Regions from separate parts of the Mus musculus genome. Here all the other regions are linked to region 2. A link is a loop called in an ENCODE intact Hi-C map of the cell type or tissue named here. Cell type or tissue: heart. All regions are shown on one strand.

What was found. A loop is a pair of places that touch in the nucleus more often than their neighbours do. Peaks named below come from ENCODE experiments on the same cell type or tissue, not always from the same donor. Only the 100,000 strongest peaks of a DNase experiment are listed, where the experiment ranks them.
Region 1: it touches region 2 in a loop (4-fold over the local background); 5 of 42 quality-filtered maps call a loop at or near these places.
Region 3: it touches region 2 in a loop (2.5-fold over the local background); 12 of 42 quality-filtered maps call a loop at or near these places.

The regions. Positions count from the first base shown.
Region 1 is chr1:162,390,091-162,398,090 of GRCm38, reverse strand. All of the region lies in intron 2 of Dnm3 (dynamin 3), which reads left to right. Among named protein-coding and RNA genes, the nearest start is that of Gm39688, 14 kb to the right of the region's middle. In heart, no CTCF peak of the experiment used is centred here; a DNase peak (open chromatin) is centred at 3,310.
Region 2 is chr1:162,474,939-162,482,938 of GRCm38, reverse strand. It overlaps Dnm3 (dynamin 3), which reads left to right and starts at 4,905. Exons shown (of 21, transcript NM_001038619.2): 1 at 4,905-5,276. The coding sequence starts at 5,116. Gm31985 (a long non-coding RNA gene) reads right to left here and starts at 6,273. Exons shown (of 3, transcript XR_373653.3): 1 at 6,064-6,273; 2 at 2,638-2,913; 3 at 1,286-1,707. In heart, a CTCF peak has its summit at 4,809; DNase peaks (open chromatin) are centred at 4,908 and 5,468; H3K4me3 peaks cover 1,790 bases; H3K27ac peaks cover 669 bases; H3K27me3 peaks cover 1,785 bases.
Region 3 is chr1:162,353,765-162,361,764 of GRCm38, reverse strand. It overlaps Dnm3 (dynamin 3), which reads left to right. Exons shown (of 21, transcript NM_001038619.2): 3 at 6,256-6,405. Among named protein-coding and RNA genes, the nearest start is that of Gm39688, 23 kb to the left of the region's middle. In heart, CTCF peaks have their summits at 2,318 (motif pointing left) and 3,535 (motif pointing left); no DNase peak of the experiment used is centred here.

The sequences.
Region 1 (8,000 bases), 85 kb after region 2:
GGAGAAAACACTGATGGTTACAGCTGTCTTGAGTTTCCACCCTGGAAGTTATGTTTCTATGGAGACCTCTTTGTCTCTTGGTCTTTCACTCAAGAACTCTTATCAGCTTAAAGTGCTTGGAGAGGAGGAGAAATAAGCAACTTAACTTTAGGCATTTCCTTTTGTTTCTACTCTCTTTCTTTTCTACTCCCACTGAAATACTGGGTTGTCTTGTAACAATCAGCATCGCAGAGGTCTAAAAGGTATGCTGTCAATGGGCTGTAAGATTTAAGGATGAGAGACGAGGCATGGGATTTACTCCTACAGAGAGCAAGTGCATACGCTGTTCTACATCTACCTCTGCACTCCCTATCACCACACTGCCCCGTTCATTATTGCTCCTTGTGTCTCAAGTCACAGAAATCACGACCCATGGTGCTGCGGGATTTGCATTTGCTGGATGTGTTGGGAAGCAAGAAATGTGTTTTCTTGGTCCTTTATTCCTCAAGGTGTTGGATTTGTCACAGTCTTCATCCTCTTTCCTAGGAAGCACTCCCACACACATATACACATACACACCCAGAGAGAGAGAGAGAGAGAGAGAGAGAGAGAGAGAGAGAGAGAGAGGTATAAACAAAAGTATAATGTTGAAAATTTACCTATACTGTTTATTATTATTTTGTAATTTATTATATATATGTGTGTGTGTGTGTGTGTGTGTGTGTGTGTGTGTGTGTGTGTGTGTGTGTGTGTGTGTATTGGGTATGTATATTTGTCTGGGTACCTGCAGAGTTCAGAGGTGTTGGGTATTCCTTGAGCTTTAGTTAAAGGCAGTTGTAAATCAACTGAATGTGAGTGGTGGGATCTGAACTCAGGTCCTCTGCAAGAGGACAGTACACTCTCTTAAGCCCTGAGCCATCTCTCCAATCCCTAAACTTTTTATTGTCTAAATTTGTGTTTGCTTAAACACATTTTAAAGTTACTTTGTATCTGTACTTAAGCAGTTCCAGCTGGGCACTCACAGAGGCAAATGAACCAACATGCTTGGCGAATGCTCTTGGATCTCCTTTATTCTTGGGAAAGCTATTTCTTGAGTGGTGCAACTGTACGCGTAAGACACAGTCCCTACACCACCTCCTGTAGTGTTCAACAGAGGAGAATACGTTGAATTAAGGATGACCCCATATTCACAAACAGATATTGGGTTTAGCAGTGGTGGCTTGAATGTTCATTTTCATCTTTGGGACAATAAGGTTAACCCCTTCAATTGTTATATATAGGGGTAATATGAAGAAGTTATCTGAGCACGGAAGACGGGTGTACAGAAACAACAATAAGGGAGATGACTGTTTAGTGATGTGGCCTGGGGTATAGTCTGTAATATGAACAATCTAAGCTTATCCCCAACTAGCTTACACATAAATGAGACTCAGACTATGGTTTATTTTATTTGACTTTGACAATTGTTGGAGTCAGCCCTAATCTATCCAGCCTTCTAACTGCAGTCCTGGCTACCTCCCCAGTGCTGTTTCTCCTGGCCACATGCTCATGGTTCCTCTTCCCTCATGGTGGCTTCCTCCAGAAATTAGACAAATAGGGATAGATTATTAAATTTACTCTTAAATTATTATATAGCCATGATCTTACATTGGCAGAAATCTAGAATTAGAGTTATATTTTCTTACATCGGTATAGAATGTGTATATTGATACAGATTTAAAGTTTTTATTGGTATAAATCTTAGTACATTGATATAAAATTTAAAATTTTGTTACTTTTAGATAGGCATTGTGCTTATACAACTCATTTAAGAACACAGGGCTTAGATTCAGTCCTTTAAATAGCTGCTCTTACAAACTGTTTACAATAATTAAGTAATGCAAGTTAATAGTCAAACTCATGGTCTTACTAGATATATAGATAGATGGACTACAAAAGCATCAGACGTCCAAAATCTATGGCATTTAATATTATTTCATTATTAAAATTTTTTTGACTACTAGACATGTCTGCTCCTGACAGTATCCCCATTCTACTTCAAGGGAGGTGATGAACATCAATACCTCCATGTGGAGTGGCTTCAAAGGTGGCAAGCTAGCCACTATGCAAGAAATGCCCTAATTTTATCTGCAGACGGAATGCTGTCGAAAAAGGATAAGTGAATGCAGGATAGTCAATTGCTAGGCTCTACTAAGGCAGAGTAAGCTAGTCCTTCATAATTCCTGCTTCATTGGGGACTATCCAGCTATCTCTTCCAAAATTTTGCAAGCTACATTCCTGTACACTCAAATATATATTCCTTCTTATAACTTTGATGGAGTTGAAGACTAGTTGTAGTCTCACAATTGAACTTACGTTGTTTAGCATTAAAGAAGATGTTTTAGATTTAAAAAGATGGTTTTTAGATGCTAATACAAATTAAAATCAAACATGATTGAGGTAAAGAATTGTAAACTCATTAAGTTATGGTAGACAATATAATACTTTATTTAAATTGGCAAATATATTAGACTAGATGTTATAAATGTATATCATACTTTATAATTTACATAATTTTTATAATTGTATTTAATTTATATTTCAGAGGAAAGAGCATTTTATTGGCCTAAAAAGGGGAATTGTGAGGTTTGATCTTTTGCTATCTATTGTAATGCTAAGTGAAACCCTCCAATACCTGGTTGTTCCAGAGATGAGAGCACAGACAGACAGACAGACAGACGAGGCTAAGGCTAAGTGATCCTGCCCCCAAGTTATTTCTGACTAGAAAATAAAGATACCAACAGCTAATAGCTGAACAGAAGAGACATAAGTGGGGTTTAGGTTTGGCAGGCTCAGGGTCAGAGGTAAAATCAGGAGTGGGAAGAAGACACAGGAGAAGGGAGGAGAAGTTACCTTGGGTTAGGAGTCAAGAGATTGGGACCTTGAGGGCTGGCCAATTGGAGTTAAGAGCAGCTCAGATGAAACACAGTAAGTAGTAAATAATATTTCAGGGATGTCAATAGGGGAGTAGATTCTAATAGCATCGAGAGTAGGTATCTGCCCAGCTTTTATTCTGTTTAAGACTTATTGTAAATATAAAGGCTGAATGTATCCCCCACCCCAGGAACTAAATGGTAAAAGGCAGGGTAGAAAGTCCTTGTGGAGATTTAAATATTTCTACAACAGTAGTCCCACAGGACAGCCAGCCCTTCTCTTCTGTGTGCTGGCTTGGCCTTTTATGTGGCTGTATGTCACAGGGCTGATCTTGGCCTATTGTAAACTGGGGTATCTGTGTTTCAGCCGACTAAGGTGTCTGTTCCCCAGTGTCTGAGACCAAGAGCACGACACTGATATCCTTGCTCACAGAGGCTGCACGTGACACAGTCTTTGTTTTGCTATCATACTAATTAGGAAGGAAAATGATTCTGTTGAATGAATCCCTCGCTAATCAACACACATTTCCTATTTCCATGCCAGCACTGTGTGTTTTTCTAATTATCTCCAGGAATAGTGAGTTGTAAATATGCATATAATAAGCTGAGTTTCTGTGGCTGAAGAAAAGCCAGAATATATAAACACACACACAGGTTTGTAGTTTGCATTTTGTTTTTCTTTGTTTTGGAGTAGGTGAATTATTTGTATATTTTTTACAAGAGATACTTGTATTATTAATATGTTTGAATTGAAGAAGGATAAGAAGGTTTATATGATACACTCAGAGAAAACCTATTGAAGGTGGCATGGCTGTTTATTAAGAGCTTTGAGTCCCTCTGGATAACATGCTTTAAAATTCTGTAACAATATCTGTAGTCAAGAAAGACACACACTATGCATTTACAATAGTGTAAAAGCAAACATTGTTATCTAAACAAAAGCATCTTAAGGCAAAAGCATCTGTGGCAATGTTAGAGATATACACAAACCTTTGGGCAAAGAAATGTGTAAAATGAAAGGCTTATACAATTATGTAAGCAATACAGCTTTAATTGTGAAATAATGATGTCAATCTAAGGTAACTATTATCATTCGATGTTGACTGAAACTTTCATTCATTTATACATTCATTCACTCTGCAAATATCGGTGGTTTGCATATATGGCCCATAGTGATCAAAGTGTCTCTCTTGAGTCTAGGATAGACTGACATACAAAAGATGAAGTAATTTGTGTGGTATGTTACAGATGTTAAATGGTTTGGAGGAATGAAGGGTGGGATGAAGAGGTCGGATTGCAGTTTTACGTTGTTTGTTAGTCACACAATCTTGAGGAACCAAGAGGGTGATTCCAGTGGTTCTCTCAAAGAATAAAATTCACAAAGAGGCAAGAGCCACTGTAGAGTGCCAAGGTGGGCAGGTACTTGAGTCACGAAGGACATGCAGAGAGACTAGCATGGCCTATACCATAGGAAATATTCTGTCTCATATATAATGATAGACAAAGTGTTTGAGTTGATTTCTACTTTTTTGGCTAACTGAAAGAAGTATTTGTCCCATTTTTTAAAAGAAAAAACTTAGTAAGTTTTAAGAAAACTTCATTTAAAGTAGGTACTGTCAGACATTTCCAATAAGACCTTTCCAGCATTTAGGTTTTATAGCCCATGATCTCTCTGGAGTCCACTGCTTTTTCCTTTGTTGTTTAGGATAAGAGGGTGAATATTATTTCTGATATTCTGATTACAGTCATAGCTGGAAGTAGGGGTGAGACTGTGTTAACCTTGAACCTTATTTGTTAATGGTTCCACATTGAGGATCACTTGCCTTTACAGGTCATTTCATGAAAATGTTGTTAGGATTGTTTTCAATATTGCTTTGTGTCTGTGGTAGTAACATTAACCACAGAGTTATCTTCAGTAAAGTTTTTGAGTTGTTTCTGTCTCCCTTTTGCTTTTTCCTTTCCTTTAGCTATCTTCTCTCATAGACAACTGAAAAATATCATAGAATACTGAATGTGCGATACATTTTATTCTTGTTTTAAACTCCAGAATTGCCAAAACCAAACCAAACCAAACCATGTGTATGTGTGTGTGTGTGTGTTTGTTTGTGTGTATGTGTGTAGAAGGGGAGTAGTGGGAGGGAGAGGGAGAGGGAGAGGGAGGGAGAGAGAGGCAGAGGAAGGGAGAGAGAGAGAGAAAGAGAGAGAGAGAGAGAGAGAGAGAGAGAGAGACAGAGAGAGAGAGAGACAGAGAGACTGAGACTCTCTGGACTTTAAGCTCATTACTTGGCTAGACTGACCAGCCAGTAAGCCCCCAGGACCCTCTTGCATTTGTCTCTTGTACTGGGTTACATGCATTTGTTGCCACAACTAGCTTTTAAAGTAGGCACTGGGCATTCAAACTGGGTTCTCAAGATTGCACTGCAAGCATCTACTCACAGAGCATCTCCCTCTCTTACACAAAACAACCTCGAGATGTTTCTGAGCTACCCAGAAGATGTGGAGCCCAGACACTTTTAGGGGACAGAGAGATGAGACGGGAGGGACTTGGGTTTGTGGTTGTCAAGCTCAGACAACTTAAAAATGTGCCTTTGCTAGTTCACAGGTGTGGCTGCTTCCACACAGTAGTGTTTGTCAGGTAGATAATCAGTCTTGAGACCTCATCAGAGTTGCTGCCTGGTGTTTGTTCTACCAGAGTTTGGCTGTTGCAAAGGCCATTCCAGTAATCCTAACAATAATAACAGAGGCAGTAGAAAAAAGGGCAAATTATCTTGCCAGTGCATCTACTTTGTCAGCTACTTTTAATCCTGAAATCTGTGCCTTGCTCTTAACTTTCCTAATTAGAGTGGGAATTGGGTTTTAGAGGAAGCCACCACCAAGAACTCCATGAGAGTACTCGTTTAAAAGTATAAAAACATCGCACAAATATGTGGTTTAGATCCATAATTTTAAATTAAGAATTAAATCATGTTAAGTACCTTTAAATAACTGAGGAAGCAGTTATGTGGTAGTTGAGGAAGGAAGTGAAGGACCCTGTAGGCCTCAGAGGAGCCATCTGTGGGCTGGGAGCTGTGCTGAGTGAGAGACATCTCTCCCTGTGCTTTTGGAAGAATGATAAGTCATTATGAGCATGTGAGAAGTGTGTGTAGAAAGATGTTTATGCACACATGCTCCAGGCAAGGAAGTCTGTTACATGTAACTTTACTTGATAGCAGTTATGAGGTGACAGCAATGGCAGCTATCAGAAGTAGGATAAGAAGCTAGATGTGGAGGCTTATGTATGGAATCACAGTACTCAGGAGTCTGAGGTAGGAGGATTGCTGTGAGTTTGGGCTGTATAGTGAGACTGTCTTAAAATACACAACCCATATACATATACTCACAGTCACACACGCAAACCACATATGCACACTCCCCCAACATATACCCCCCACATACACACGCACACTATACTACACACACCACACTCACACACACACACGCTGCACATATGCACATTCCCCCAACACATACCCACACACCATAAACATTCATTACACACATGCCATACACACACATATCATACACACACACAACACACACACACACACACACACACTCACCATATACACAAGTAAGACAGGAAGAGAGAGAGAGAGAGAGAGAGAGAGAGAGAGAGAGAGAGAGAGAGAGCTCTGATGCTCTGATAGTTGTAGGGTTTGAGGTTCCTATGAATAGGGATTACACATAAACAATTTTTTATTTTTATTTTAAGTACATTTTTAGTTTGACAGTTAAAGTACAATTGCTTCATTTCTCTCTTCCATTCTTCACACTAACCCATCATTTATGTGTATGTATGTGTGTGGTGTGTGTATATATATATATATATATACACATATGTATATATGTATATATATATATATATATATTTGGTAGCACATATATATGTATAATATAATACAAGTATATTTGTGTATACATGTAAATTACTAAATTTATAAATGGAACTTATTTAGTTCATAAACTGTTACTTGTCTGTATATGATTTCAGGTCCAACCCCTTGGTATTGGATAACAAGTCTTTCCTGAGTGAGACTATTTTCTTACTCTCTGCATTCCTTAGATGCTATGGGTCTTTTCCTAGGGTTGGGGCTCTGTGATATTCTTTCCATGTTAGCATGTCTATTGGTGTTAGATGAAGGCTTCAAGTCCTTCTGTTTCTTCTCTGTTCTTATCTCTGGTTTATATTGATTAAAACTCAAACTCTTTTTGGTTTCAAAAGTCGAGTTTGAATTTTAAACAATAGGAATATCTTTCTGTCTGTGTCTCTGTGTTCCTATCTCTCTTTCTCTCTCTCTGTTTCTCTCTCTTCCCTCTTTCTCTCTTTCTTTCTTTCTTTCTTTCTTTCTTTCTTTCTTTCTTTCTGTCTGTCTGTCTGTCTGTCTGTCTGTCTCTGTCTCTCTCTGTCTCTCTGTGTGTATCTGTTGAGTATTTCTCTTTCTGTGTATGTTTTTCTCTTTGTGTGTCTCAGTATGTGTGTGTGTGCCTATGTGTGTTTGTGTGTGTGTGTCTGTCTCTTTCTCTGTATGTATCTTTGTGTGTGTCTGTGTGTGTACCTATATATGTACATCTATGTATAATTATATGTGTCTCTGTATGTGTTCAGGCATGCATGTGCAATATCTGTCATGCTGCCTGTTGGTTACTGTCCTTTGGAAGGTTTAATGTCTATATATATTAAAGAAGGGATTGTACATCATTCATTGTGGTTCTAAGTTGATATGAATTAGATATTTTATACATAGTTTAATTTTTTTAACATCTCTTCATGAAGGGTGAGGGAAACTCAATATTGCAAAGCAAATATTGACTTTACTTTTACTTGACTTTAGCCTCAAAAGCTTATTAGTAATAACTTTAGGATTATAAATAACAAGAGATTTCCTTAGTAATTATAAAGAATGTCAAGATCTCTGTAAAATAAGACCCTAAGCTCATCGAGAAATTAGAGTAGCTTCCTGCGATTCCATCCAGTCTTCTGTGCTACCATCCTGTACTCAGTCCCTTCCTCTCTCTCTAGTGCCTGGTTCTGCATCTTCTGCTTTGAAAGCCTTTCTGAGGCATCTGCTA
Region 2 (8,000 bases):
TGTGTGTGTTTTTAATTGCTTCTATTTCTATTTTCAGGTCTTGAAGAGTATTATTCATTTCCATCAACTGTGGTTTTTTTTTTTTTTTGGCTTTCTTTAAGAGATTTATTATTTTCCTCCAATTGTTGGTACCTTCCTGCATTTCTTTAAGGTATTTATTAATTTCCTCTTTCAGCATCTCTACCATCTTCATGCAGTTAGTTTCAAGGTCTTTTTCTGTCCTTCAGCTATGTTGGAATATTCAGAGTCTGCTGATAGCTGGCTTTAGTGGAGACATATTGTTCTGGCTGTTATTGATTTTGTTTTTATGCTGGTGTCTAGGCATCTGGGTTTGGCATGATTATATATCTAAGTGGTGATTTATGGATTTGTCTTTGTTGTTTAGGTGTTTTGTTTCTTGGTTTCTGTTTCCTTTTTGGATTTTTTTTTTGGAGAGTGTGATGCTTTTGTGTTGCCTGGTAGGATTTCTTTGGATTTGATAGTTGAGGCCTCTGGGGGTTCCAGATAAAATGTGCTTCTTGCTATTGGATGACATCAGGAATGGAGATAGGCTAGGGCTTTGAATAGGTTCAAAGAAGAGGGCTCTTTTTGTTTGGCTTTGTTTCATTTTTAAAATCAGGATCTGCTTAATTTGCCTCCTTGGACTGAGGAGAGACAGTGAAGAGAGGTCACCCCAGAGGGTCTGTTAAAGCTCTGGGCATGAGACTGGGGTTTATATCTAGGAACCAGAAGGAAAATGGAAAATCTACAGATTAGCAGGAGTGGTCTGTGGGCCAGTAGGGAGTGCCTGCTGCTGTTGAGGGCTGGGACCAAGTATCATGTAGAGAAAGCAAGGTTAGAAAGGGAAGCTCTGTGGAATTCATAGGAGATGGGAGGAGGGAACAGGGAAGGCTGCCAGGGTGTGCTGTTGGGTTTGGACAAGATTTGGGGACTGAGTCTGGGGAAAGAGAGAGGAGAAGGCCTACATTCAGCAGACCTAGTTTTCTGGTGGGCATGACCTGTGGCTTAGCAGGGGTGCCTGCTAGAGTTGGGGGCTGGGAATGGTGAGGATGGAGTTGGGGTTAGGAAGGCATGATCTGTGGCATTCACAGGAAGATATGGACAGGGGCAACGGAGGCTGTACTTGGTATTCTGTTGAATCACTGGGGCAGGGACTGAGGGTTTGGGTCTGGAGGGGCTGAGAGACACTCATTTAAAAGTTTGATCATCTTTCTGTGCCATTAAAAATTTCATAAATGGTATTTTAAAATGGAATTTTATAGCTTCACACACACACGCACAGTATTTACAGGGAGGTCAATTCAACAAGTCAATTGTAAATTTTGAAGATACAACTCAACAACTGAGAGTTAAAGCATGGAATAGCTTTCCTTTCAAAGCGCTCCTAAGAGATTCCAGAAGAACACGTGTAGACCTGCTTGACAGAGGAAGCATCTCTGTGTTAAAAATGCACATGTGAGACACAGACTGTTCTTCTTGTCCTTGATTTCTCAGTGCTTTAAGCTTGCTCACCACTGTTCTCTCTCCTGCATATGTGTCAATTTGACCATGTTTTGAGGAGACTACTGATGAGGGTCCATCTGTCAGATCTCAAATGAACAGAAGCCATTGAAGCAGGAGCCTAGAGGGCCTCTTCCGCAGTTGTTTGGATGCCTGGCAGTGCATGAGGAGCATGGGGTAGGGAGTCCATACCTTCTTACCAGCCCCCTAAGTCGAAGGAGAGAAAGGATGGTGTCAGTGTCACACAGAATGACTGCAGCTTGGACAGTCTGCCTGCTTAAATTTCTCATCGTGTTTAACAAGCTTGAAAAGGCCTCTGCAGTGAATCTGATTTTCAGACAGGGTCTAAAATCTGTGCAAAGGGAAGAAAAAGAAAAACCTTTGCAGAAAGAAGCAAAGAGCCCAAATAGATCCTAAGTAGTATTTGAGGCAGTAGTATTATTACCCAGCTATTAAATGGATAGCATGGCAAATGCTTACAATTTTGGTGCAGCTCTGCCTCATAAAAATTTATTAAATGTTGTGCTGAGCACTATGGGAAATAAACAAGATATGACTTTGTAATAATGTGGTGGATTTTTAAGAACATGAATCCCTAAACTCATATATCTGAGTCTGTGTTTTTTGGGAGAGTTTACATATTTTTTTCTAGGCATATTTTCATTACTGAAAATTTTTCTTTCAGGGAATGCTTTCATCCTGCAGCATATTTAAAATATATGTCTCTGTGTATATATATATATATATATATATATATATATATATATATATTTATTATTTATAGATTTAATTTTGGAAATAGCCAGGCTGTGTGTAACTAAGTCCTATAAACAAGGTAGGTGATCAAAATGGAGAAAATTCTGTTTATCTAAAGGGAAGTGTGACTGTGTTTCATGGAGTGTGGCTTTTTTGGGGGAGGCCACATCAGTTTTAAAAGTTCCTCTTGGTCTTTGGTGCTATTCTTTCATTAAGGTTATCTTTTAGATTGACCATGAAGTAAAATACATACTTATGTATCAGTGTTCTTATGGGCTTACTAAGTTCTTACACACAGAAGACAAAAAGAGTTTTGAATCTTTAGGAGTTACCAGGAAAGTAGTGATGACATAGATATGGGAGCCAGGGAGAGGAACCTACCATCCATCACTGGGGTTGGGACAGGGTTGAGATGACTGTATGATACATTCAAGACACTCGTCACTGAGCAGACATCCCTCCTCAGCTTTCATATATATTGGAAAGGTAGATATTAGCTTTCTGTGGGATTGTCCCATCTGCTTTTCCACTTTGTATTTCTGTTTCCTGTTTGTTTTACGTGGATTAGCTTATGAGTAGAAATCTACACCTCTGAAGGACCTTGGCTGTTTCTGCGTGGATTCAGAGTCTCTTGTCCCCATGTTACTGTGGAATAATCTGGAAAAGGGAAGTAAAGAAGAAAAGCAGTTGGCAAGAGTAATTCTGAACGGCTTCTTGAACTAAGTGAACAGGACGGATTAGAGGTTTCAAATAGCTGATATATTTTCTTTCTAATGCACAATAGCATATAGTCTTTTGCATTAGAGCTCAAAACACTTTGGACGTGGGCTAGTGTCCTCAGCTTATACAGCGTGTAGTGTAGTGGTGTACAGGAGGAACCCAGCAAGGACCATGTCTTCTTAGATGCTATCCATGACCCTCTGCAGAGGCAGTCATTGCTCCCTGGTTTCCATCACAGGTTCCTTTAAATACACCCTACATCTGCAGTAAGCTTGAATCGTATAACAAAATGCCATTGTCTGCATAACTTTAAAAGACACTTTTATCCAGTGTTCTCAGGGCTGGGAAGTTTAAGGTCAAGATGTCTGCTGATCTGTCCTGGTGAGGGCCATCTTTCTGCTTGGAAGATGGCTGCCATCTTGTTGTGTCTTTGTATGGCAGATGGGGCTGGGTCTCTGGTGTCTTTTATTACAGGAACACTAGCTCTTTCAAACTAGAGTTCCACCATTATGACTTTATTTAACCATAATCATTTCTTTATATCAAATACATTGACCTTGGAAGGATCTAGAATCACCATGGAAACAAACCTCTGGGCGTGTCTTTAGCTAGGTTAGTTAAGGTGGGACTACTCCACGTGTTGGGATTTCTGAGATTTCTGACTGCCTAGGAAGGACAAAGGTAGCTGATGATCAGCATCCGTTTAACTCTGCCTTCTGACTATAGATGCAATATGACCAGCCTCCACCCTCTTCTGCCACAGACGTCCCTGCCACCAGCTCCTCAGGGTCAGTGCGTAGAGGTTGCTGCAATAGTGGTCCAAAGTTTCCATCCCAAACCGGCAGCAAAGCATGGCTCTGTACTCCATGTGGTACTGGTTTTGCAGGCATGAAAAGTGAAAGACTGACTCAGCTATCATATAGCATATCCAGAGAGCCACCGAGCCTAGGAAACGTGGGGCAGGCTCAGACTTGGTTCACTGTTGTCCTAGAAGGGCAATAGTGCAATGGTGATGCCTAAGTGACAGTGAAGACCCCAGGGTGCTAGAGATGCAACACATTTTCCTATGTAGTCTCTAGTCTTTAGGTTACTTAAAGCCATTGGGCAATCATCAGATGGAAGATGTGCAGGACAAGTAAATATTGCGCACTAAATCCTGAGAGGTATCAGTATTCAAAATGCACAGGAAACAGGACCACGATAAGGAGGTGAAGAACCATGGCCATTTATCTTCGTGTCTCCATCTCCGGGCACAGACTCTTCTCAGTGTGCTAAATTTAACGGATCGAGTGCAGACTGCGTGGTTACAATGGACTCAACAGCCAATCTCTTTGTCCTGACCAGGAGCTAAAAGGACAGTTAGCTCAGGCAAGGAATTCTAAAAGCCAGAATGAGTATGGTAGGAGTAGGGAACAGAAAGGTTCAAGGAACTACACTTTAGCTTACAGAAGGTAGAGTAGGACAGGCTGGTAATGATGAGTACTTCAATAAGGTCAGGTAACCCAGTTTTCTAATGGGGATTGACTCTAAAAGGCCAGTTTATCTCTGCATCCCACAGCAATCTGGGGTTTTGGAGTAGGGGGTGAAATGTGAGATTTCCTTTTGGGAAATGTATTCTGGTGCGTACAGTGGTGGTGGTGCATGGTGAAGCTGATGTCAACGTGCTGTTAGCTGATGGTAGATGGTAGTGCTTTCCTCTAGGCTTCGTCTGTGTGGTTTAGCTCCTTCAAAAGGAACAACAATTCCTGTTGGGTGTGATTTTAGGCTTTTCCTTGACCAAGTGCAGTACTCTGCCCTTTAGCCTGGGCAGTGGCATCTGACTGAAGCTGGGAGGCAGTCCAACCGTAGGCCAGTAGGATTGGAAACTCTAGGGAGAAGCAGGGCGAGAGGCGTGGTGTGGGCGTGACCGTCTCAGGACCAGGCCACGCCTCCTTCGCCTCTCTGGGCTGCGCAAGCGCGTCGTGGGCTGTGAGCTGTCAGGATCCTAGCAGTGGGAGGCAGGGATCGGACATCGGTGCAGGGACTCCGCCGTGTGAGCCCCGCACAGCGACAACCGGGACAAGTGCTTCGAGGCCTGGGCTGCCTGCCAGGTCACACAGTCGAACAGGGACCTGTGGGGCAGTTGGCCGCACAGGCAAGATGGGGAACCGGGAGATGGAAGAGCTGATCCCTCTGGTGAACCGTCTGCAGGACGCTTTCTCGGCTCTGGGACAGAGCTGTCTGCTAGAGCTGCCACAGATCGCCGTGGTGGGCGGCCAGAGCGCCGGCAAGAGCTCAGTGCTCGAGAATTTCGTGGGCAGGTGAGCGCACCGGGAGCGCGGTGGGGGCGCGTCCGTGGGGGTGGGGGGAGCCCCGTGCTTCAGGCCGTTGGAACATGGAACGGTGTGGGGAGCCCCGAGGGTGGACTAGAGGCTGCAGCGGATTGGAGGCAGAGCACTAGTGTTTCTAGAGCGGGCGGGGTCCTCCTTGCTCTGAGCATCCTTCGCCCCAGCATTCTCTACCCGGTGGTGACCCCCTGTCTGCCTTTCATCCTGCCATACAAAGCCATTTCCTCCCCACCCTCGGTGGGGGAGTCGGGGTACGCCCTGGGATCCACTTCCCTCGCTGGCTTGGTGCGCGCCAGCCCCTGGCAGCCTGGAAGCGCAGCCTGGTGCTTTCCAGTCGCCAGTTCTCTTTCTCAACACCCCTCTCCTTTCCCTGTCACTCTCCTGGAAGCTCTCAGCCGGGATGTACCCCTCCTTCTTCGTCCACACCCCCCTCTCCCCCACCCCACCCCCCCGCCGCCCCGGCCCCCCATCCCCTGTCCCTGACTCTCATCTCAGCTGTTTACTGTTTGAAACAGTCATCGCCTGCCCGAGCAGGGGAGGCGGGGTGTGTGAACCCCGAAATCCCTGTGGTGAAGGCTTACACTGTTTGAAACAGTCATCGCCTGCCCGAGCAGGGGAGGCGGGGTGTGTGAACCCCGAAATCCCTGTGGTGAAGGCTTACACTGTTTGAAACAGTCATCGCCTGCCCCGAGCAGGGGAGGCGGGGTGTGTGAACCCCGAAATCCCTGTGGTGAAGGCTTACGGGGAGATGCTTGCCTACCATTCGCCTTGGGAGCTGAAGAATAAACGGTGGTGTGTTTATGAGTGTGCACCCATTCACTGCTCAGGCATGACTGAAAACCCGAGACCTCCAGGGATGACCGTGGACTTGCGATGTTCAGGTGCCTTGTCATTCCTGCACCATCTCAGAACTGACCAGCATCTCTCTTGCACTCTTTCTATGCCATGCGCCGCCTCCCCCCTCCCGCCCCCCACCAATCCTCTTGCATTCCTTAAGCTCTTGTTTATCCAGCGGGTCTTCAAGATAACATCCAGAATTCAAATTGTAGTTATAGCTTCATGTCTCACAATTTTAAACAACAACAAAGAGTTGTTATTGTTTTGAGTCAGAAATCAACGTTTTTTCCAGCAAACAATTCAGGAAGGATTGAGTTACCTTAATGGCCTTGTGTGAGGAGTGCATCCTGAAGGCTGGAATCTGTTTCCCAGTAGTAAACCAGGTAGAAGGTGCAGCAATGAAAACGGTGGGCTGGATGGGGCAATCTGAGATTACACTTTGTTCTTTTATTTGGCTGGTGAGCGGCTTGTGATGCAGAGGGTTCCTGCTGTGGTTCTCCATCTCCTTCTTCCTTTTTGTTATTGCTTGGCAATGTGTAAACTGTACTGCTGACTACTCCCACATTTTTGGGTGTGAGTGTTGCGAAGTGCGTTTCCCTTTTTCTCGAATGATGCTCCATCTCTCAGGAGATACTCTTCGTTTTTCTTGCTTCAATGTGAACTAGAAAGATAAGACCGTGTAATTGCTCGCAGTTGACAGCTACCCTTTCGTAGTTAGTTCCCTGGATCATTTCTCCTTGGTTTTATAATTAATTTTTGCTCAATAAAAAAAAAAAAAAAGCAATAGCAAAGCATTTTGCCTACGTCATCTCAGACCTCTGGTCCAAGGCAAGAAGTTATTTAATGATACTCATTTTTAAGGATTAAAATCATATTTCAAACGCAACAGCCATGTTCTTATGCATCTTCCTTATAATTTCCTTGGAACGGCTTATATTTAAGCATATTTTGCTCGGTGCCTTTGATTTCAATGCAAAGTGTATGCACATATCTCAGTTCTGCCATCCAGGCTGGCAAATCAGAACAGTCTTCCTAGTGGTATAATGAAGATGTCTACATTTCCCCTCATTAGCTGCATTCTTCTATAATGAGGATAAAACAGAGGCACAGGAGAGTAACATATTTAATTCTGAGCATTCTTCCATAATAAAATGAAAAATGGGGACTGTAAAAATCAGAGCACTTATCAGAATGTGTTAAACATTTTCCCTACTTTATAAAGTTTTACCAGTAGTGACTGTAAGGCTGATAAGAAGATAATAAACATAGAATATGCTCATTTAGTAAATATATAAAACCTTTCCTAGCTGCAGAGTAGCCCTGTCTAGCGCAATTTATATATTAAGGAGAAAACTTAATTAGAAGGTCATTTGACTTTAATAAAGATTTTGGTCATTGAATGATTGAGGAATCTAATTTCTAATTATAACTCAACCTTAGGGGAGGGAAAAGGAAAAAAAAAAAAACCCTTCATTTTCAGAAGTGAATCAGCCCAGGTTGAAAAAGAAAAGGTTTTCATGTTTCAGTGGAATCTTTTAACTTTTATTAAGCAGGAGCTTCATAACGAATATAAAGTTCTTTAAGAGGCAGTCTTTCTCCTCTGCTCATAGCTGTTCTCACTGCAATGCTTGACCAATTGTGCAGTGACCGAGTACAGACCAGCACCAGGATCTTCACTTGGGTAAACTGTTTGCTTCTGAATTAAGCTTGTTCTCTTCAAAATACTCTCGTGTTTATTGACTGTTTGTTTACCACTTAACAATCCACCTTTAGTGGCTGACCATATCTTTCCATCAAAAATAGTGTGCTTATACTGTTTTTCTTTTAAAAATACCATTGAATGTATCCGGTTGTGGATGT
Region 3 (8,000 bases), 120 kb after region 2:
GCAAAAAGAACCCAGGGGTGTGGGAGGGGTGTAACAAGAGGAGCCCATCACTGGAGACTGTGATTTTCTATGAGAACGCATCTCAAAATCACAAAATGAGATTGTGCCTCGTAAGTCTTCAAGCAAAGGAGATTCCCACTGTAAACAAGCTACAGCAGGTACACGCTCACCAGGCCTTAAAAAGTCTCACCCTTCAGTGCCTCAAAAGCCTGTTCTATGGAGTTCAGCGTAGAATCAGTGCTACAATTCCTTCACACCCGGATTCATACCAACCTTTTCTTCCCGAGTCACCGGTGTGTTAGTTTTGTGACAACCCTCCCTGAGCTTTTCATGTACTTGGAGTTTAGCCAGCAGGAGGGTCCCCATGATCCTTTAGGCTGTGCACTGCTTGTAAAGATTTACTTGAGAACTGTGACGCCTTATGGTGGCTGTTACGATGTTGATCATACCAGTGGTCCAAGTGCACAAAAACGTTTATTCTGTCTCTGCTCTCTACTTACACGTGGGCTTCCTGCTAGGCACAGCCATCCCTTAACCGTCCTGGATTTGCTGCTCGAGGAACTCAGCTGTCGAACAGTCTAACCCTATGGCTGCGAGTTACAGTTACGAGAACTGTGTTTTTCTAGTAAGAGAGTGGGATGCATGTCTGTCATTTCTCACCATATGGTTAGACACAGAGGGGTCCAGACCTGTGAGTCTCTGGTTGAGTAGAGGATAGACTAGAGGCCACTTCTCTATGTCGACTAGGGGTTGCTGGGTTTAACTGAATATTGCAAATGGCAAAGCATCAGTTTTTTCCCCATCCTGTAAGATTTGACTTTATAGGAAGATCCCCATCCTGCCTGGCAGATCTGAACCCAGAGGTAGATATGGGTTAAGCCCAAATCGCCATGCTTGCTGCGGTTATTTTGGTTACTCATTTAGACTCCTCCTACAGCTCGCTGCTGCATGGGCTTTCTCTTTCACTCTTTCTGTAACTTACATTGTGAGTAGAAATACTATTATTGTACAATTAGTAAACAATGAAAATATATGCAAGCATTTTTAGTTTTTCAATTTAGTTTTGTTTTGAATTCTAAGTTTTATTTTTATTTTGTGTGTATGAATATTTTTGCCTGCATACATGTACTTGCAACGTCAATGCCTGTAGAAGCCAGAAGAAGGCACTGATCCCCAGGAACTCTAGTTACTGATACATGAGTTACCATGTGTGCGCCTGGAACTGAACCCAGGTCCTCTGCACAAGCAGTAAGTGTTCTTAACTACTCAGCCATCTCTCCAGCCCATAAACCAAACCAAACCAAACATTTATTTTACATTTATTTCATAGTGTGTTCTTGTATGTTTGCATTTTTGTGTGTTCCTGTGTGTTTGTATTTTTTGTGTGTTCGTGTGTGTGTGTGTGTGTGAGAGAGAGAGAGAGAGACACACACATATACACACACACACACACACACACACAGAGAGAGAGAGAGAGAGAGAGAGAGAGAGAAGATAATTTGAGGATATAGGCCCTCTTCTACTGTAAGGGTTCCAGGATCAAACTCAGGTCATCAGCCTTAGCATCACTGAGCCATCTAGCTGGCTCCAGAAATGTTTTCAGTCACTGACTTGAGACATGCATGACAAGTTCTCACCCTCAAGGGTGGATGTCACCCCCCCCCCATCAGCCTCACTCCAACCTGCTGTTTCCTTCCACTTTATGGATGGGCTGCTGGGGTTGTCTTGTTCTTTCTGGCCTCTCACTGCCTCTTCCCTGAGACACAGCTTCAGCATCTCCTGCTTCTTGCTCTTACGTTGTCACTTCTCCTGTAACACTCGACAGAAGCTGTCAGTGTTCACCTGTGAACACGCTGTTTGTTTGCATGTATCCCAGGGCGCTCTCTTGACTTCACATTCTGTCCCAGACTCAGGCCACAGTTCTCTTGCTTTCACAACAAAACTCCTTAACAGCGTTGCTGATCATCGGTCTCTACTTCCTGGCTTTTTGCTTTCCTATAATCCCAAATGAGTTATCCTTTCTCCCACACTTCCACTGTGGCTTCTTACTAATGTCCTGAAGGACCTGGAAGGTCTTCACCTTTCTATTGGACTTCAGCTCACCTCTCTTGAGTTTTCTCTCAGCCCTCCACCTCTGTTTCCGATTACCACACCGGGGCCCAGTGCCCTGAGCCTTTCTGAATATAACGAGTTCCAAATATATATGTTTATCTAGCTCAGACTTCTCCCTGCATGACAGACTCTAGGAATGTAGCCCCAGAGGCATTTCTGTGCTAATTAGAAAAAGCTACCTTGTTGTTTTGGCTGCAAGCTCTTGGCTGCCATCTTCTGGGGGAGTCTGCAGCATCCACACACACTGGATTAAACTGAACCAACTGCATTGGTACAACCCTCATCGGGAGTAGATGCCCTGTGTGTGTGTGTGTGTGTGTGTGTGTGCGCGCGCGCATGCATGTGCATGCTCACATGCAGCTCAGTGAGTTCCCACCTTGGACTCCTCATTTCTGCCTCCTTCCCCATCCTGTCCCAGGCCCTTCCTTCCAGTTTCTTCTACTTCAGAATTCTTCTGATTGCTGAGGTGGATTCCTGTGAAGCCACTGTTAGCACCCTCTTCTCCTGCAGCCCAACGGGAACCCATCAGTAGATCATCTTCTCTTCCCTTCAGAGTATGTTAGAATTCAACCATTTCTCAACTCTTTGGTGTCCAAGAGTTGCTCCAAGCCCCTTCTGCTATTACTTGGATTATTATAGTGTCTGCTTCCTCTAGCTCCCCATTGTGTCCCCCTTAATCCAGCATCCAGTGCCACTCATTTCAATGTCTTCATATTTTCTCCCTAGCCCCTGTCCCTCTGTAGTCTACATTATCACTCAGGGTAAGCACAAAGTCCCCTAGAATGAATGGCTCTCCATCATCCGAGCCTGCTCCTACCTCCAACCACAGCTGCCTTCATTCTCCTCTCTAGCAAGCTCAGCATGCCGTGACTGCAATCACTCTGTCTAAATGCTCTTACACACAGAGATAGCTTGCTCCCTCCTGTTCTTCAATTGTTGCTCAAATGCCACTTTATCATATCAAAGAAGCCTCAAAATATTGCTCCAGAATTCCCCACAATATCCAGCCCCCCTGTCTTCCCAGCCCCCCATGTCTTTCCAACCCCCCTGTCTTTCATTGTCTCTGCCACTCTTGCCAACTGGCAGGTACACAGGTACACATTGCTACCACGTAGCTTCATTACATAGTGACCTTGCGAGCAGTGGTTTTCTTCCCCCTCTGTTAAGCCTCAGTTTCTGCAAGTAGATTTTAAAGAGGATTCTTCAATTAACTAAGTATAAATAAAGACATCGCAGAATCCATTTGTGGGACACAAAGGTTTCTGATAATCCTGCACGCAGAAACTCTCCAAGTTCTAGGATAAAGGTATTTTCTGGAGTCCAGAAGTGAATTTAAATCGAAATTGGCAACCTCAGTGATTTTCTAACCTTCTGGAAGGACGCTGGCTGGGTTCCTGCAGAAAGAGCGAGTAGGTGCCATCTAGTGGTGACCAAGGAGACCCGCTTTGTGCTACACAAATTGTCAGTGGTAAGTTTTTATTAATTTAACTGACAATTTGACACAATTGTGTAATATATTATAAACATATTCAATCCTTCTGGCTCTCTTTTATCCCCCCTCATACGCCTAAAGACATTACTCTTCTCAACCAGTCTCTTGTACTTTCGTGACATATTATCACATGAAGGTCCTGTACAACCACCCCAGCTGCTACGCTTCACGACTCCATCAACCACAGCATATCCAGAAGACAGTGTTTTATAGACCCCCCCCCAGGTCTTATGGACTTCCCTCCCCTTTTCCATGATGCACCCTCGGTCTTAGAGGGTATGACACAGGGCCAAGCAGTCAACAGTCATTTATTCTCTGCAGTTTGACCAGTTATTCTACTCAGATTTACTAACAGGTGAAGGAAGATGTGGCCACAAGAGAGACCCTAGGAGCTTCTGATAGTAACAGCACAGTGGCAGGTGCTCAGGTGTGCGTTTTCCAAGGATTATACCAGACTGGAATATAGAGAGTTTTATTTTATTTTATTTTTAGATTACTTTCTACTTCTCCACTGTGTTTGGGGGATCAAACTCAGGGCCTTGCCCATGGTCAACACCCATACATCACTGAACTAGATATGAACCATTTCTCATATTAATATTATTTATTTATTTGAAATCTGATTTTTTTCTTTTTCTTCCTGTTCGTGGGCCTTATACTTACCTTCAAATGCTCACATTCCTGCAAGTGAAAGGATAATGATATGAAGGCCCCATCTTGTGGTGCTGTAGGGAAAACAAAGTGATCTCTTCAGGACAGATGCCAAAGCTCTATAAACCGTTACTGGGTGTTCACCAACATCTAGACGATGCACAGCCTGAGCTAGTTTGGTATTTTGCAGAGAACAGAGACTGATTGTCATATGGAGAACCTAAAGAGGACAGAAATTTTGTCGACACATCTTGACAGGAAAGACAGCAATTCTGCTAGGTTGTGATTGTCACGCTAGCATTTGGGAAGCAAGGTCATTCAAAATATTGGTGGCTTGAAGCAGAACTCCTTAGTCTCCTTCAGGAGTCCTTGTTTCACTCCCCTTGCTGGGGAGGAGATGGGAACTGTCTGTCTGCTGTTAGAAGATGGGAACAGTGGTCAGATAAGCAAGGGCAGGTGATGAGAGCCCCAAGAAGGAGGTGACTTCTGAGAAGACATTCAGATTAGTCCCTGGTCTTCCCCACTTGCCAGACTTTTGTCATTCAGCACTAGAAGGCAATGGTTGAAACAATGGAATGAGAGAAGGAAACTGACGTTATGTAAGCATAAAGAATTATTTTCCAATTAAAACTGATTTTTAAGCCCTCAAATAAGAGGTTAAATCTTTCGTTCACCCTCAGAGAATGGTTCCAGACAGAAGCCTCTGCCAGGGATCTGTTGATGTAATGAAGACTCTGATTTCTTCTTTCTTCATATACAGCACGAATTTCTTCCCACACTTCAGTTGTTCCCGCTCCACTTCCTGTCCTTTCCCACGTCTCTATCTCTGCATGTCCTAGCATTTTAAGTGCAGACTCATACCTCCTCCACAAAGCCTGTGTTAGCTTTACATTCTCAGTGGTTTCTCAAGGCAATGCTAAGGTGCTTGATAAAGAGGGACCACATTCTAAAACGACATCCCCATTGGTTTTGGCCAGTTTTAGTAGATGGATCTTCAATGTCTCTGGCAAAAAATGTAGAGAAGATGTCTATCCTTAGCTTAAGTATCCACTGGGCTCAAGATGCTCAGCCTTATTATATGTTTGGTGGAACATTTCTTCAGCTTGGAGCAATGAAAATATCTTCCAAGATTTGTTTAGTGTTACAGCTCTTGTAAAGTTTTGTTTTCACAGATATCTTCAGAAGTGGGCATCAAAACTGACGGTATAGCAGCTGGAAAGTGTTGGCAGACCTTGTAATTCCAGTGTTTAGGAGGCTGAGGCAGGAGTTTGAGACCATCTGGGGATACATAAAAAAATTTTGACCAGCTTGGACTATATAGCCAGACATTGTTTCAAAAAAGATGAAATGAAAATAAATTAAAACAAAACAAAAACAAAAAAAACCCAAAACAAACAAAAAAAGCCAAACAACCAATCAAACAACTGTAGGCAAATATTTTTGATATAATACTTTGTCTATTTTTTCCTGAGAAAACTTCTATATATGCAAACTGATATGGTATTTTGAATAGTATGTTGCTAAATCTAATATACTACATTTTAAAAGAGTTGAGCAAATACTGTTTCTAAGTCACCTTGCTCCTGAAGTTGTGTTTGTGTAACAGCCTTCATCCTAAGGGGATGGTGATGTTGAAAGAGGAGATGTCAGTAGTACAGTGTTAGTGGGGAGGTCTTGCGTGCACTCCAGATCTAAGGTTTTAAATAGCAGGGTGCCATGTTTTGTTTGGTCTATCATTTAGGCAGCCACAATTACGTCTAACCATTTGTTAGGCTTGATGGTGCAGGGACTTCTTATAGGACTTCACTGTTACGCAAAAATTAGCAAATTTGCCATTTTTTAGGGCATCATTATTCTTAGTAACTGCTGAGTTGTTTTGATAGCTGAGGAATAACATTGGTAATTTGATTTTTACTTAAATAAGACATTGTCTTTTTTTATGTAATCCTGACATAAATGCATGCATATCTCTAGGTTTTTTGTTTGTTTGTTTGTTTTAGAATATGCCGAGTTTCTACATTGCAAAGGAAAAAAATTTACAGATTTTGATGAAGTTCGACATGAGATCGAAGCAGAAACAGACCGCGTAACAGGAATGAATAAAGGCATCTCTTCTATACCCATTAACCTCCGAGTCTACTCTCCCCACGGTAAGGGTGACTGCTCAGTGTAAATGATTCTCCTCAAGCCGTTTTCATTAGACCAATTCATGTTCATTGCAGAGCATGCAAACAATGCCCAAGTCCCTGAGATATCTTTCAAAGAGCTCAGACTATCTAGAGAGAGACAGGAGGGGGCTGACAACATTGTCTGTTGAAGTAGTAAGCTGGCCCCCCAGCCTACATGAACCGCATATTTCTGGAAGGCAGGCTGGGGCTGAAAGAGAGAAAGACTAGACGGCGAGAAAAATGAGGCCAAGACAAATTTTTCTCTGACTAAGAGACTGTGCTTATAAGGGGGAAGGCCCATCCTCCCCGCCAGTCCATTCTTGGTGCCTGGAGCCATCCTGTAGGTGGTGTGCAGGATAGGATGTGTCTTCTCAAGGGTCTCTCAGCAGGTAGCAGAGTCTCAGAGAAGAGCAGTGTAGTTGACATAACAATATAGCCATCTAAGTCTACACCCCAGGTGAAGGCTATACCCCAGGTGATCTCATTTTCAGTGGCAGCAAAGTCTGAATCAGCCTGCTTCAAGACTAGGGGAGGCTATAATTGTCATTGACTTGGGAATTGAAAAAGAATCCCTTTATTTTTATTATAAACTTTCAGAAATCAGAGATTGCAGGGTGGGCAACTGCAAACTTCTTTTTTGTTGTTTTTTGTTGTTGTTGTTGTTTTGTTTTTTGTTTTTGTTTGTTTTTGTTTTGTTTGTTTGTTTGTTTGGTTTTTTTTTTTTTGAGACAGGGTTTCTCTGTATAACCCTGGCTGTCTTGGAACTCACTTTGTAGACCAGGCTGGCCTCGAACTCAGAAATCCACCTGCCTCTGCCTCCCAAGTGCTGGGATTAAAGGTGTGTGCCACCACGCCCGGCTTTGCAAACTTCTTTTTCAATTATTGCTATCTTCATACTGTGCCCAAAATGTTTAGAAGTATGTGGCTGAGTCCTTTTCAGTTGCTCTCCCTGTACTGCTTTTGTATTTTTATTTATTTCATTCCCGAGGAGCCAAGTGTGATTTTTTATCCCTAGAATGTCTGTATGAATTCCCATAAGGACTCAGTACACACACAAAGGAGACAGTAGTCAGGTTGGACTGGAGTCATCCTGCCATCAACTGCTTTACAGCTCACTTGTTCCTCTCAAAGCAACACAAATGGCCCACAGCTTCCACAGAGGCAAAGTGGCCAACCCTCTGCAAATAGCACATGATGCCTTAGAAGGGACGGGCTATTGTTACCCTGGAAAGATTTGTACCACTTGTAGGCGATGCACAAGCCTGGCAGACAGCATATGCATTTATTGTTCAGTGTTTTAATTAGAGCTGCCTAGTTATGACAGCTAGGGTATGAAAGCTCTCTCAGCAAACTGGTAGGCATGTAAATCAATGCCGCTCAGATTATGTTAAGATGAACGTCTGGCTTAGCACAATCATGTAAAAATAGAGAAAACTAGCACACACATTTTGTACTCCATGCTTTCCCTTCTCCACCCTTGTGATGGAATCATTCACATATATAATATATAAAGCTGAGCTGAGTGGCAGATGACAGTCACCTGCAATGTCTCTTCGACCACCTTGTGGGTGTTTTTT